Regions from separate parts of the Homo sapiens genome. Here region 2 is linked to region 1. A link is a loop called in an ENCODE intact Hi-C map of the cell type or tissue named here. Cell type or tissue: heart right ventricle. All regions are shown on one strand. Each heading gives the region's core, and the rest is flanking DNA. Links, peaks and the distances in the headings are about the cores only. Region 1 has its middle 110 kb from the start of CBSLR. Region 2 overlaps CBSLR (CBS mRNA stabilizing lncRNA).

Region 1 (7,588 bases), core at 4,121-6,620:
CTGGGACACATATGGTGAGGAAGGGAACCCTCCCAATGTTTCCAATAGGTCAGTCTATAATCAACAAGAGTTCTGCACAGGAATGAAACAGAGGATGCTGAGATGGAGAAGAATCAGCATGATTGTATACGAATGAGTGGCAACAGAGATAGCTTCCTCAAAAGGAAGAAATATGCATCACACTCTGTTCTGGGTCAAATAGAATGTTACAAATTATAGGAAAGAAATGATCTAGGTAATTATTTTTATACCATTTCACTTAAAACCCTTCATTTTCTTTGAATGGTAGTCATTTGTTTTCTTTCTAGGTGGGGTGATGGAATAACCATCTGCCAACGTATGGCCCCAATGTGTAGGGAGTGGTCACACACCAGGGTGTGAGAAATGCATATTTTTCTCAGTGTGTGGGCTCATGGATGAGAGAGAAATAGCCACTGACAACGTGGGGGAAAAGAAATACCTTGACTAAATCATATGGCATTCTTTATGATGTTGCAGTTCTTTTAAAATAACCTCAAAACTTTCCTAAAAGAAACTGAATGTATATCTGTGAAGGCTAATTAAGAATGTGAATAAACACAAAAATGACAATTTTGAAGAAAATCTTTTTGGAATCTGTACCATACTTCTTTTAGTCTCTGGCCCAAATGACAAAGATGAACTCTGTTAATACATTATGTGGGTCTATCTATTGGCAGTCAACTTGTTGGAGAGGCTGCCTGACTTGGACATAAATAATAAGAGAATTGCATAAATAAGAGAATTTGCACTCTTTACATAGGAGTGCAAAGCCAAGTCTATCTTTAGGGGGATTCTAGCTAAGTAGAGTCCATTCCATATTTTTATTTAGATAATTTCCTAGGTAGCTCGTCTTGGACACCATCATCAAATAAATCAGTACAGAGTAGATTGTATTTTCTCTAGAGAAACAATGTTAGAATGGAACTTTGAAACAATTAAGTCATTGTTATGGCCAATAGTATGTTATAAAAGCAAACAAGTAGCATCCAAATAAGTAAATGTATTTTCTAAATCTTAATAAATTACATATATATAGATATATAAATATACCATATGTGGACTGTGGAAAGGATATAGATCTAAAGATACATATCAGCTGTATCTTACCAAAAATGTATTTGTTAACTAGAATTAAGCATTTTATTAAGAACTGAATTTGTTGTCCAGAAATGTAGAAAGTCCCGTTGGATGTCTTGGATCTCTTAAAAAATAACTCCAAGCAATTTTCTGCAGAAAATGACTTTTCCCCCTGTTTAATATACTCCCTGTAGCAAGCAAAAGCATTTAAATCATTTCACTGACCTCAGCACTACCCTACAGTGTGATACTCAGAACATGCTTGTTGTTAGGAGGATTGGTAGCAGTGTTTTGTCTACCAAAAGGGTTTATTTTAATGACATGTTACAAGATGAGTAAATGTTCATAGTACGCAAAATGTGCAAATAAACAGAAGGAAGAAAGGTAATATTTCATAATTTTACATCTTCAGAGATAATTACTGGTTTTTAACATGTATGTTTCCATTTAACCATGTAGCAACAAGTAGTTTATCTCATCGAGTATTTGTAGCATCATTTAAAATGGATGACTATTATTTCTATATAGCATACTTTATTTAACCAACCTCTGTTTCTGGACATTTCAGTTGCTTCTATTGTTTTTGCCATTATGCCTGTAGCACCCACACCTGTGGCTTCATGGGGAGTTTGCTTCATTTAGGTACAGGGTTACAGATGGCTCTGCTGATAGCAGTTGGACTTGGGCTGCTGAGGTACCCTGGAGTTTAGATGAGAAGGAAAATCCCTCCAGCACTTTGAGAAGTACACCTTGGGGTCCATTTTGCCTGAAAGGAGGGAAGACTTGAAGGTTGATGACAAGGAGGTTTCGGAAGTCAAGTGGGTGATGCTCTTTGAGTGGGCCCCAGGGCATGTTCCTCATGAGTGAAGACCAAAGAGCTTCTGCTGCAGAGGAGACTCAGGGGAAAGGTAGACAGGCTGAGCTGTCCTGTGGATGTCACTCAGCCTCCTCTGTGGCCACCCCAGTGCTTGCTCAGTGTTCTGTGAACAAGGTAGGAGTCAGGGCTAGAGGCTGTGCATGTCTTCAACAACAAAATTCCCCCTTACAATGGCTGACCTGGTCATTGGCCCCACTGAACGCCAAATTTGCTGAGCAATGTCCAGTCTCGAACATTTCACATGGTACCACATGCCAAATGAGGGGCAGATGGATTAGCCACCTTTTTGGACCCCTTCTGACCAAGCAGCACCAACAGTGGAATGCTGAACTGCTAGGATCCATACCACCTGTTGGAAACAACAGTAGGACTCAGTGAATGAGGGGGTCTGGCTCTCTAGAGGGACTTATCTGTTACTCCAGAGAGCCATTCACAAAGCACTAGAGCACTGTGAAGAATCCATGGTGGGTTCCAATATTGTTTCTAGGTCTTTTGCACTAAGTGAACTGGTGAAAACTCTTGACTGGTAGGACTAAGGGAAGAGTGTTCACCATCATCTCCTGTGACTCTCCAGTCTGTCCACCTGAGTAGGAAAACCATGTCTTGCTTTAGACCCTGGGTAACTAATTGTAGAGATGCCTCAGCCTATGCCTATGCTCTTCCTCAAAGAATGAGCTTGAAGGCTGAGAACAAGTTGGTTCCTATGGAAGGCTTTGCTTTTTTTTCCAATAAGCCCTGCATGATGCTGGCTCACTTGCACAATATTGAACTGTTCATCCAGGGAGTAGGTACAGATTCTGTGGCTTAATTTTTTTTTAAATTTTGGTAAATATATATATAACATAAAATTTATTATTTTAGCGATTTTTAAGCGTAGAGCTCTGTGGCATGAAACTGTGGGCTTCTTGCCTCTAAACTTAAGTCCATGCCTCTTCTCTACTGAAACTCCAATCTCTTCAGTGGAAGGATCATATTTCCTCCATGCGAAGATGCCATTAATTGTATAACAAAGCACATTCATAGCAATATTTTATTAAAGAAGACATTCTTGGCAAGTTTCTTTGGATGTCAGTTATAAGCCACACTCCTATTTCAGAAGTGAAAATTATGCATCATAGAATGGAGGAAATATGTGGCTTCTTTCTGTTCCATGGCAATGGCAGGAGTTTCAAAAACTGTTTCTGAGGGGAGAGTCACTTTCTGCATGGTGTACATGATGATCAAGCTGGAATCCTACACTTGGCTGGGCAGTCATAGGAGCACCACGATACTATCCAGGCAACCCCATTAGCCATCTTCCGGCTGAGGGGAGTCAAATACTCTACCGTCTAATCTTCATTGCCTTGGTGGCTTCACATGCCTTATTCCCTTTCCATATGGTGTTGACAGAAACTGCAGAATGTGTAGACAAAGGGTAGCATAGGTGTGAGGCTGCATGAAATGAATGTTGATATTTTGAAACGAGAAAGATGGGTTCTTCCTATTAGGAGAAATCCACATTAAAGAGAAGAGCACAGGCAAGCTTGGAACTAAAAGGGAGAAGTCAGCTTGAGAGTAGGGTAGGGGAAGAGTGAAGAGCGGAGGGCCAGCTCTGTCGCCTGGCTTGGTTATGGTGGAAAAGACTGCATTTGGCAGAACACATAATCAATGACGGATTTTTCATTTTTATTTAAACTTTGGCTTATAGAAGCGATTTCCTTTTTCTTCCTCACTGGTTTCCAGCCCTGAGCCTCTACCCAGCTATCAGCAGGAGGGAGTCCCCGCACAAATGCCTGGTATTGGTGATAGATCTGTGTTAATTGTATCCATACTGTCCTACCCAGTCTTTCTTGTAATTATGGGCAAGAAATTCTAAGACAGATGGTTAGCTTTCTCCATGTGCTGTGTGACCATGGAAATGAGCAAAGCTCATGAACTGACAGGAGGCCTGAGAGGGGGCTATTGTCTCATTAGCACTCAGTTCTATCTGATTGGGTTGATGCTGCAAAGGTAATTTAATGTGTCAGAGCAAACATGTGGCAAGACCAGTACCTATGAGAGAAGCATTGCATTTTTAAAAGCCTGAAGTATGAAAGAGATTTTTTAAGTGTCTAGAAGTCAGGAAAAACTTTAGTCTCTTAAACTAGATAGCACCTTGGTGACTTTACTCTCAGCTTAAGGTGCATAGACAAATTTAAACAGGACTCTCCATGTTTCCTGGAACCTAAAATTCACCAGGAAGTAATTAGCATTTACAGACAAATAATGCTTCAAGAGACCTGTGAGATAAAATACATGTTTGGATTTATGGAAAATAACAAAATATCACAACACTCTCAGAAAAAAAATTGTATTGAAGACTTAATAACTACAGAAAGAAAAACAACTAGTATTATTGAGCATCTACAATCTGCTGAGACCTTTATATACATTTCTCACTTTAACCTCAGTACAACCTTGGAGGTAGGCTTGATCTATATTTTGTAGAGTAAAATAATCAGGCTCAGAGTATTTAAGTAACTATCAAGGTCTGAAGCCTGGCGAGTTGTGGAACTGATGTCTGACACTTCCCATCACACCAGATACCTACTGCCTTTAGCCACACTGAGATAAAATAGAAGCAACTGAAATTCCCTAGGTTCCATCTAGCCTTGCTGCTCTAACCTCCTTCTCTCTTAAACTCCCACACTGGCCCTTTCCTATGGAATCATATGTTGACTGAACACATACTGCTTTGTGATGGGTTTCTATTTTTTAACCCATATTTGAAACTTTGTTTTTTAATGTTTTGCATGTGTATTGCTTTTCTCTTTAGTGGATGATAAGCCCCATGAGGGCACTGACTTTGATTGTTGTAGTTCCCACACCATTTTGTGAATAACTGATGCTCGATTACTACCTATTGATTTGATTTTAATTAGTGTGAAGGAGATCGTTTCTAAGCTATAGTTGATCTGATATAAAAGTCATAGTCAAGATTGTTTTGAGGTATTTAAGATACTTTTCATGGGACTTCTGACAATTGTTACACCCACAGTGTTAGTAATTCAGAGAGATTGGTGAAGAAATAAACGGATTTTTAAATTTTGAGATTAGCTATATCATTAAGGATTTCAGTGAGATATTTCATTACTTTAGCGCTTTACTGTTAAAAATCCCCGTAGATATCCATCAACTTCCTTGTTATGTTTTCGTTTTTCCTTTAATCAGATCACAGTCCACCTCTACCAGGGAAACTTAGTAACTACGGAGACAACCTTATTGCTTATACCTCTGAGCTTTACCTTTCCAAATATTTCAGAAGGCTAAGACTTAACATTTTTTTATGTAGAAATATCCATCCAGGTCAAAAGGTGGCAGGCAAACAAAAGCTAATTTCATTCAGAAGATTCTGTTTTCTCTTGGCCTTGGCGCTTGTTTCCCGCTTGAGTCACTTCCCCCGAGAGGGTAACCCTGGACAGCAGACACGAGAGCCCGTGAGAATTGTCTTAATGAACAACAGAAGACATACACAAACTTTCTTTCAATTTGTGGTAGTCCTTATTTTGCATTGGAAAATATGTGTAATTCACACCACTATAATTCCCATTCTTATGCCAAATGCAATCCTGGAGGAGGCTATTGCTGGCACAAAGTCTGGAGTTTGTACTGCATTAAAGCCAGTAGCTTGTTTTTCCATCTGGGCTAGGCACAGAGTTTGCAAACTTTTTTTCTGAGTTATTCATTCCCTGGTAAATTCCAGTCTTGGGCTGCTGTAGGACATAGACAAAGCTTTATCCCAAAAGTTGCAAATGGAATATGGCCCTTGTTTAAAAGTGTTTTGCTACTGGAAGTACAACTAGTTCCACTGAGGTTTGTGTTGGCCACCTCAGGCTTGTGGGCTCAGTTCAAAGTTTTAGTTTAGTTCTGCAAGGTTTATGACTTGGCTACCTGAGGGACTGGCCCTCATGCTGTTCCTTCCTCCCAGCTGGGAAGATCTGCTAGAGCACTTGGCTAAAACTTTCCAGATATTACTTTGGAATAGTCATGATGATGGCTCAAGTGTTCTTGGAGGATGTTCACATTTGGAACTTCCTTATGTGGTCTGACGTGGCTCCAGCTGTTTTCTTTTCCTGTTAGCGGAGGTGTTTAATTACTCTGCCTTGTTTGTTGCACTAAACTGATTTAATCAAAGATCTCCCTAAGTTTGGAGACTGTATGTTAGTTTCCTGTTGCTGGTGCAACAAATCCCACAATTAAAACAACACAAATTTATTTTCTTACTGTTCAGAACGCCAAATGAATCATAAAAGGCTAAAATCAAGGAAGGTGTCAGCAAGGCTGGATCTTTCTGGAAGCTACCTGGCAGAATCTATTCCTTACCTTGGCCACTTCTGGAGGCCACCAGCAGTCCTTGGCTGCTCGCTGCATGACTCCAATCTCTGCTTTCATGCTCACACTGCTTTCTCCTCTGCTGTAATCAAATTCCCTCTGCCTCTCTCTTAGGTCCCTGTGATTATACTTAGGGTCCTCCGAGGCAATCCAGTATAATCTTTCCATCTCAGGATCGTTAATCATATCTGCAAAATCACTTTTGCCATATAAGGTAACATTTACAAGCTTCAGGGATTGGGATGTGGACATCTTGTGGGACCACTCTTCAGCCTAGTACATAGCTTGATGCATCTGAATTTGAATCCTGGCTCTAACAATGTTTTATTCTTTCTAAGCCTTAGGTTTATCTAAATGGTGTTAATAATGTTTATCTCTCATTAGGTTGATGTAAGATTTTGATGAGTTAAGTATGTTAAGTGCTACCACCAACCAAGTACCCCCATAGATGTTCTGTTAACTTTAATTTCCTTTTTGCTCATCTCCTTTGATAATATCTGAAAAATTAAATATTTTAGTTCGAAGGCGGTGGGTCTTTGAACTTTATAAATGGTGTAGCACAAATACAAAATACTAAAAATATGTCCAAAATGATTATCACATAGACAAAATGCTGGTTAATATCCAGTTAAGTTTCCAATGAAGTATGAAACTATAACATAATGCAACAGATAATGTATCATTGTGCTTAAAGTCATGGGTATTATAGTATGAATGTTATTAGAAGCTTATCACCTTAAATAAGGTACTGAAGATTTTCTGCTTTCAACATCTCTGATTTGTTAAAATACATCAGACCACTATATGTGTGGGGCAAAGAGTATGAAAGAGGGGGGCATATCATTCTTTAAGACATTTGTATGGTTTTTAGGTAGGTATAGAATAGATTAAAACAATGATAATTTTTTTAACAAATATTAATTGAGCCTTTTTGATATGTCATACAGTGGCCAAGATTTTGCCAATATAAATATGAAAAGCCATGGTTCCTACCCTTATCTAATGGACAGGCAGAAAATAAATGTGTAATTACTATAAATTAAGATAAGAATAGTAACGGTCTTGGTGGAAGCACAAGGGAAGGGGTGCTTAAGTCTGCTGGGAGAATTGGGTAAATGGTGTGGAAGGGAAGTGGTGGTTCTTGAGCCAACTCTTCAGGAAGGAGAAAGCCTTTTCCAGGTGAATGTGGGGTAGGGCAACCCAGGCAAAGGAGACTGTACCTGGAAATGAATGAAGTACCAAAATATTGCATTCTCACAGAAC
Region 2 (9,143 bases), core at 2,561-5,060, 100 kb before region 1:
CAGAGTAGCCAGATACAGAGTGTCCATTGGTGCATTCACAAACCCTGAGCTAGACACAGGGTACTGATTGGTGTATTTACAAACCTTGAGCTAGATACAGAGTGCCCATTGGTGTATTTACAATCCCTTGGCTAGACATAAAGGTTCTCTAAGTCCCCACCAGACTCAGGAGCCCAGCTGGCTTCACCCAGTGGATCCTGCACAGGGGCACAGGTGGAGCTGCTTGTCAGTCCCACCCCGTTCACCCGCACTCCTCAGCCCTTGGGTGGTCGATGGGACTGGGCGCCGTGGAGCAGGGGGCGGCGCTCGTGGGGGAGGCTCGGGCTGCTCAGGAGCCCACGGTTGGGCGGCGGAGGCTCAGGCATGGCGGGCTGCAGTTCCCGAGCCCTGCCCCGCGGGGATGCAGCTAAGGCCCAGCGAGAAGTCGAGCACAGCAGCTGCTGGCCCAGGTGCTAAGCCCCTCACTGCCCAGGGCCGGCAGGGATGGCGGGGCGGCTGGCTGCTCTGAGTGCGGGACACGCCGAACCCATGCCCACCCGGAACTCGCGCTGGCCCTCAAGCGCCATGGGCAGCCCTGGTTCCCACCCGCGTCTCTCCCTCCACACCTCCCCGCAAGCTGAGGGAGCTGGCTCTGGCCTTGGCCAGCCCAGAAAGAGGCTCCCACAGTGCAACCGCGGGCTGAAGGGCTCCTCAAGTGCCGCCAAAGTGGGAGCCCAGGCAGAGGAGGCACTGAGAGCGAGCGAGGGCTGTGAGGACTGCCAGCATGCTGTCACCTCTCACTTAGGCTTTACCCTAGACTAATGATTTTCAAAGGAAGAGAGTGGTTTTCCCCTGGGGAATATTTGGCAATCCCTGGAAACATGACTGGGGGAGACGTACTACAGGTATCTAGTGGACCTGGAATGCTGTTGAACATCCTACAAAGCACAGGACACTGTCCCACAGCAAAAAATGATTCCACCTGAAATGTCAGTCGTGCCAAGATTGAGAAACCCTGTCCTAAAATTGGTAAGTCTAGTCTCTAGGAAAGTGGCCTGGAAACCTACATTCTGACAAACACCATAGCATCTTGTACCTCTACTAAAGCCTGAAAACCACTGCAAACGCAAAAGCATTTTCTAGGCGTATGAACATGCTCCATTTCTCCTCGGATATTAGTTATCTCTCTTATTTATTAACCATGCTAATTATGATAAGCTGATTTTATTCAATACTGCTACTTAGCAATTCAGTTTACCAGTCATAGTCTTAATTTAAGTTGGAATCTTATTTACATTTTAAAACTTCTGTGCCACATTACATTATTTTTGATCAACTGTCTGCATTTTCTGGGTGTCATTTGCCTAATGAAAAGCTGTTGCCAATTTGTGACTTGGCAAAAAAGCAATGCTTTGCCTGCCTCCTCCAGTCTGCTAGCTTCTCCTGTACTCTAAGTGACTGACTCTTCTGTCGTATATTTCTTTCATCCCTTGCAGTCAGTGCTACTGTTCTCAATTTCTTTCTCTTCTTTCCTTTTGGCACTTGAAAATATTGTTCGGGTATATTAATGGTGTCTTAAGAGCCAAAACAAGAAAATGGTAGTGTCATAAAAGTCACAAGAAGCCTAGGGAAAAATCTTGAAACGCCCATACTTACTTCCACTAAAGTAGGTCATTGGAAATTGTGTTACAATGTATAATAAATTGAGAACTTGATGCCTCTGTAAAAAAAAAAAAAAAAAGGCTTTTAAAATTAGTATTCCCTTTCAGAGAAAATCTTCCATTTTCCAGATAAGGCTTCCATAAATACCTCATCAGAATAAGGCAAACTGTGATTATTACAAAAAAAAATAAAATTCAAGGATTTGGGCAAGGTGGTGCCTGCCTGTGTAACCCCAGCTACTAGGGATGCTGAGGCAGGAGGATCTCTTGAGCCCAGGAATTCAAGACCAGCCTGGGCAACATAGTGAGTGAGACCCCCTTTCTAAAAAATAAAAAATCCAAGGGTTATAATTCTCCAAATACATGCCTCAGAATACTTCGGTCTTGAATTATTCCTGTCGGCTATTACATTATCCAAGCAAACTTTTACTAATAACTTTTTGCTAGTTTTCTAAAGTAATTACTGTTAAAGTTTTTGAGAACAATTCTAGCCTCCTCATCCAACAACCAGGATTCCCTAATAGTTGCTCTTTCTTTCAACAGTTTCTTAGGAATTAAAACTTCTTATGTCATTCAAGCATGTATCCTGTAACACTGTATAACCTTCAAGCCTGCTCCATCTTTGGAAATGTCATATTCAGCTGTGAACTCTGATGTATAGCCTAGGCTTCAATCAAAAAACCTTATTTTTTAATCAACTTGATTGCTGAGAATGAGCAAGGCATGGAATAAGCAGCCTTTATACTAAGCTGAGTTTTTAATGTAATCACTAAATTAAATGTATAAACAAAAGTGTGGTAACATATAGCACAATCTATACAATTCAGAAAGAGATCTTTTGTTGTGATCGCATTCAAAACTGGATACCTGGTGAATGAAAGTTACCCAATATAATTCAGTTGGACTCTTCAGGAAGTAGTGCTGCAGGAAATAAAAACAAAAAGAATAATAATTCAATTGGACTAGCTAGCCAACTGTTGCCTGTGTAAACTGATCACTCAACATGAAGTCAAGAGACTACTTCAATGAAAAAAACCAGAAAGAACAGAGCTGTTGGGTTGTAAACATGAGTTCTCCTTTCTTGTATTCTTATTGTCTAAAGATGAGCAGAGTAAAGTACAAGGAGAAAATGATGTTTTGCAAGAGTTGAGTGAACTGGACTTTCTTTTTTTTTTTTTTTGAGACAGGGTCTCATTCCAGTCACCTAGGCTAGAGTGCAGTGGCACAATCACAGTTCACTGCAGCCTTGACTTCCCTGTAGCTGGGACTACAGGCGCGTGCCACCATCCCCTGCTAAGTTTTGTATTTTTTCTAGAGACAGGGTTCTGCCATGTTGCCCTTGAACTCCTGAGCTCAAGCAATCTACACACCTTGGCCTGTCAAAGTGCCTGGATTATAGGCGTGAGCCAGGGCACCCGGCCTGAATTAGACTTTCTAACTATGAAAGAAAGTCACAAAGCTGTTAGCTAGAGGTTCCTGCCCCTTGAAAATAATTCCTCCCTGCTGTACTACTCCAAAATCGGTGCCATTGGGGAACGAATTATTGAATGAAATGTTTTCTTTCTCAACCATCTCCAATATCTTACTAAAAAGAAAAATGTGAAAGGAAAACTATTGTGGCAAGATATTCTACCAACAGGCCTTATTGGGTCACTATGCCTGAGTCACCCTTGTCCCACAATAGCACTTCTCTGTTCTCAATACCTTGCTCCTGTCCTTTTAGACCCAGTTAGTACCTTTTCATTTCCAAGAAGTGGGCTGGTATAATTGAAAGAATGCTAGACTTGAGGCCTAGTCTCAAATCTTGGCTCTGTTACTCAACTACCTAAGTCAGATCTCTTGTCTTCTTGGTGATTGTTTTCTAATATTTAAAATGGGAGCAATAAAACTTATCTCACAGAAATAAAGTTGGTGCAAATGTTTACTTCTAATGGCCAAAACTGCAATTACTTTTGCACCAACCTATATATGTACTTGACATATAGTGTTATGAGTATTTGTTTACTTATTTATTTTAAGGCTTCCTCCAATTACTCCAGCATATATAGCTTTTCTTCCAAATCTACGAACCCTGACATATCATTAGTAACATTTATTTGATACTTAATCCAACGCAGGGTACTTTTATACTTACAAATTTAAGAATTAAGTGAGGCTGGGTGCAGTGGTACACGCCTGTAATCCCAGCATTTTGGGAGGCCAAGATGGGAGGATCATGAGGTCAGGAGATCGAGACCATCCTGGCTAACACGGTGAAACCCCGTCTCTACCAAAAATACAAAAATTAGCTGGGCATGGTGGCACATTCTTATAGCCCCAGCTACTTGGGAGGCTGAGGCAGGAGAATCATTTGAACCCGGGAAGCAGAGGTTGCAGTGAGCCGAGATCATGCCACTGCACTCCAGCCTGGGCTACAGAGGGGAAAAAAAAAAAAAAGAATTAAGTGATTACGATCTTTGAGTACATGGAAGCAGTCCAGACTCCTAAGTGGGCTGTGCCTCTGACCTCAGAAGTGTTGAATGAATTCATGTCCTAATCATCTGTGCCTCTTGTAGCTCTCTCTGTTAATAGGAAACTACTGTGGGAATGGAAAGGGAAACGTATTTTGCTTTGTGGTCTGTGGGGATAAAGACCATGGTTCATTTTGCATCTAGCTGTAATTTCTATCCCAGTGTTTTTGCACATAATTTTTGTCTTCTAAAAAAATAGATGAATTGAACTTTTAGAAGTGATTTTCTTTTTAATTTTTTTTTTTTTTTGAGACAGAGTCTCGCTCTTTCACCATGCTGGAGTGCAGTGGCGTGATCTCGGCTCACTGCAACCTCTGCCTCCCAGGTTCAAGCTATTCTCCTGCCTCAACCTCCCGAGTAGCTGGGACTACAGGCACCTGCCACCACGCCCAGCTAATTTTTGTATTTTTAGTAGAGACAGGGTTTCCCCATGTTGGCCAGGATGGTCTCGATCCCCTGACCTCGTGATCCACCCGCTTTGGCCTCCCAAAGTGCTGGGATTATAGGCGTCCACCACCGTGCCCAGCCTAGAAGTGATTTTCTTTATGTCAATTGAATAGGAAATTTCCTTTTCTGCAAAGAACTAATATTTTCTTTGCTTTTAAGAGGATCCTGTAAATTTTAAAATGCTTTCTTCAAGAACTTATAGTGTCTTAAATGATTTAAGATCTACTGAATCATACAACTTTTATTAGTTTTACTCTATCTGGAATGAATTTATGGATGTCCAATTTGCATGTTAAATATAAATGAAAGAGAAATATCTTTTAGTTTATATACATTTTTTAAAGGTACCAGATTGTCTACTGGGAAATTGGCTTCATTAATTGACCACATTGTCACTACTGTATATAGAAATTTCTAGATAATCTCTTATTGGTCTCACCAAGTTTAAAGCATGATGCCCCCTCACCCAATGGAATAGTAATGTAGACATGCCTTAGGGTCTATATCAGAAAAGCCAGTTACATATAGGTTAAGAAAATCTTCAAAGATATCAAAGAACCATGGTCATTTCTTTGCCATACTATACCACTTTATACTTAAAGTGGTATAAAGAATGAAATTCAAGTTATTGAAAGGTTAGGCAAGTCAGAATGAATTGAAAGCTTTTTAGAATATTTGTTTTACAAACAAAAGGGTATAGTGCTTCCTATGTTACTTCCAAATGAGCTGATAGGCTTAGAAAAAGTGTCTTGAATTCAAGTTACCATTTTAGACCATGAGGTGACACACCAAGGATGATCCGAGAAGTGCCATAGAACAAATCTAGCTCCCAGTGACCTTTAAGCTGCCATACATGCTCTGGACTCCCAAACTCTAGACTTCCTCTATGTGAAAAGGAAACAAACTTTGATTTGTTTAAGTCAAAAATGGAAATGGAAATAGCCAATTTAGTGATCTCTGTCACTTTTTAAAAGTATCCTTTTTGTATCCTATTCTTTCTGTTCAATTTATTTCATTTTATAATACAGTAGCTGTTTGTATTTCCTTGAGTCCACACCGTGCATTTGAAACTAGCAAATTGCAAACATAGGTTCAGTGCTAAAGACTGGTTACTCATTCTATCAAGTTTGCAGTAAGTTGTTTGTAGGTGACTCTGATTAAAAGTCAAGACCACATGCAAAGTCTACAATCTCAAATTTTGAACTTTGCAATTTAGAAGGTTAAGCCCTACCCCACCTCTCTCTTATCTGACCGTTAATCTAGTGCCACATCATTTTTACTCTCCCAAATGGCATATTGGCCTACTTGATGGGCTATAGCAAATATTTACTGAGTGTCTGTTTTGTGTAAAGCATTGTGCTGAATACCGTGAAGTTTACAGATGTGTTGTGAAGTTTTGGATTTTTTAGAAAGTAACCAGTTTATTGAATAGGGTAGAATCTGTGGGGTACAAATGGGGAGTGGGTTTATTTTTTTCTGATCTTCAAACATTCGCTGATAACTCTTTCATTCTTGCCTTTTAGATAAACCTTAAGATCCCAAAAACTTTTAGTCCTTTTGGATATTTAAGGTTTATTTTCAGATAGTAAAAGTAAAACAAATACAGTTAGGTCTAAATCAAGACTTTAATCTCACATCTAATTCAAAGTTTTCCCTGGCTTCCCTTACTTCCCAAGGCTCAGGAACCCACAGTGGGCATGGGGAGTGTGATCTTTTTCTGACTTTTACTTTACTCTTTACCACATGGTAGTAAATGGCAACTCCATTTTAATCTGTCTTCTTAATTCCTGCCACTTTCTTTGCTGCTCATTTCTTTCCAGTTCCAGTGTCTTTCTTTCCATCCCAGAATATATTAACCATTTTCCAAGAACCTTTGGATTTACTCTTCTTTCTGCTTAAAGCTTTTCCCTCCAGCTAGCGTGGCTTGCTCCCTCACTTTTAAGCCTCTGCTCAAATGTCACTTTATCAGCAAGCCCTTCCCTAACTACCCCGTCTCAGGTGGTACATGCCCACAACCATCATTTCCTTATTCTGCTTTATTTTTCTCATCTCACCATCTGATACATTATACTTCTGTTGGGAAGCTAGGTGTCTGTTTCACCTTCTGCAGGTGCCTTCCGTCTTTATGAGGGAGGTTGGGAGATAATACACTGTATTAGTCTGTTTTCATATAGCCATAAAGAACTGCCCAAGTCTGGGTAATTTATAAAGGAAAGAGGTTTCATTGACTCATGGTTCAGCATGGCTCGGGAGGCCTCAGGAAGCTTTCAATCATGGGAGAAGGTGAAGAAGAAGCAAGGCACTTTCTTCACAAGGTGGCAGGAAGGAGAAGTGTCGAGTGAATCAGGAAGAGCCCCTTACGAAACCATCAGATCTTGTGAGAACTCACTATCACAAGAACAGCATGGGGGAATCCGCCCCCATGATTCTGTTGCCCCAACCTAGTCTCTCCCTTGACATGTGGGGATTATGGGAATTACAAGTCAAGATGAGATTTGGGTGGGGACAAAAAGCCTAACCATATCTCCCTTCTCCCCTCTATGAGAAGGGGTGAAAAAAGGCCAACACATTCTTTACTCTTTTGAATTCCTGTTCTCATTGACTTTGGCATATAGAATCTGGAGGTAAGAGTTTTATAAATACTAGACTGATCTGGCTTTTTATACTAAGTGGCATGGATGTGTCAGACACTTCTCTTTAAAATATGGGGATAGTTGTCTCTTATTTTCAGCTTTGAGACTTAGGCTAAAATATAAACAAAACAAAACTTCATACAGCATGCTGTTAAATAAGAACCTTCTCACAAATAAAGCTAGCATGCTTTAATTGTCACAAAGAGAACACTTGAATTTGAGATAACCATGATGATGTGACAGATGGCTCCATGAATTCAGGATGTCTAATTTTTAAGAACTAGGATCTGAGGTATTTACACATCTGAAAAGCAATATAAAATTTGTTATGCAGTTACCATGGTGGAAATTTATTTTTTCTGGCTGTCTAGCATTCACTCCTCCTTCTGGGACTACAACCCTTTAGCCACAGTGAATGTTCATTAATGGATATGTGACCAAAATTGATCCAAGTAGAATGAATCCTTGCATATTGACTGGACAGGAATCTGGGAGATATATGCCTGGTGTTGCTGGGGCCGTCACTTGGAGAGAAGCTGCCTTTGAGTAAAGAGGAAAGGGGTTGTAAGATGAAGAGAGGCCAAGGCCAAGGTACGGTGACATTGGGCCTGGATCCAGTCATGAAGTCAATGCTTAGACTTATACTTACATACGTCAATTAACTTCCTTTTTTTTTTTTTTTTAAGCCAGGTGACTTGGCTTTTCATCACTTGTAACCCAATAGTCCTGGCTTTTGTAATGCATCCCACTTCTCAACTTAAACCGTTGCCTGTGGTGCATTGTCGTCAGAACTGCTATGTTCTTGGCATATTTTCTCAAGATGGATTTATTCCAGTGAGTGCTGATAACTGAAAGAATTTATTAATGTCCCATTCTGGGATCCTCCTGGCTACTGAGAACAATAAAAAATATAGTTAATTGTTTTGACAAATTCACCAATGTTATGTTTGGATGCATAGTTATGTTTGTGATTCTGAATTTTACTGTTCTATAGATGTGGCTAAAGAAATCTTCTTATTCCTTTTACATAGCAATCCAAAATAGCAGGTTTGGCTAGGCACAGTGGCTCACACCTGTAATACTAGCACTTTGGGAGGCTGAGGTTGGTGGATCATTTGAGGTCAGGAGTTTGAGACCAGCCTGACCAACATAGTGAAACCCCGTCTCCACTAAAAATATAAAAAAAATTAGCTGGGCATGGTGACACATGCCTGTAGTCCCAGCTACTCGGGAGGCAGAGGCAGAAGAATCACTTGAACCCGGGAGATGGAGGTTGGAGTGAGCCAAGATCACGCAACTGCACTTCAGCCCGGGCAACAGAACGAGACTCTGTCTCAAAAAAAAAGCAGGTTTGCATTATTTATTTATTTATTTATTTAGAGACAGGGCCTGGCTCTGTTACCCAGGCTGGGGTGCAGTGGCAGAATCTTGGCTCACTGCATCCTCTACCACCCGGGCTCAAACCATCTTCCACCTCAGCCTCCTGAGTAGCTGGGATCACAGGTGCACACCACCATGCCCAGCTAATTTTTGTATTTTTTTTAGAGATGGGGTTTCAGCATGTTGCCCAGGCTGGTTTCCAACTCATGAACTCAAGTGATCCACCTGCCTTGGCCTCCCAAACTGCTGGGATTACGTGCCTAAGCCACTGTGCCCAGCCTACATTATTTTTAGTAATCATTTTCACTAGTCTTTATAAAGTATGTGACTATCTTTATTAATGTTTTATGTTCTGATATATGTTATATACCTAACTATAAAGGTAATAAAAATGTTTTCTTCTACAGAACCCAAAGTCCTTCAACATTAAAAAGAATGTGTTCCTCCTAGTGCCTGAAACATAGTTCTCTAATAAAAAGAGTTCTAAAGTAATAGTCCAGTCAAAAGTGGTTTACGTCTTTGAGAATTCTTAG

The links. A loop is a pair of places that touch in the nucleus more often than their neighbours do. Peaks named below come from ENCODE experiments on the same cell type or tissue, not always from the same donor. Only the 100,000 strongest peaks of a DNase experiment are listed, where the experiment ranks them.
Region 2: a loop joins it to region 1, with 2.1 times the contacts of the local background. A loop is called at or near these places in 11 of 110 quality-filtered maps.

What each region holds. Positions count from the first base shown.
Region 1 is chr1:185,421,538-185,429,125 of GRCh38, forward strand. No RefSeq gene overlaps it. Among named protein-coding and RNA genes, the nearest start is that of CBSLR, 110 kb to the left of the region's middle. In heart right ventricle, for the core only: a CTCF peak has its summit at 5,306; DNase peaks (open chromatin) are centred at 5,404 and 5,854; H3K27ac peaks cover 2,065 bases.
Region 2 is chr1:185,321,468-185,330,610 of GRCh38, forward strand. The region is part of intron 1 of CBSLR (CBS mRNA stabilizing lncRNA); the gene reads left to right. It also overlaps the pseudogene GS1-279B7.1. Among named protein-coding and RNA genes, the nearest start is that of CBSLR, 8.6 kb to the left of the region's middle. In heart right ventricle, for the core only: no CTCF peak of the experiment used is centred there; no DNase peak of the experiment used is centred there.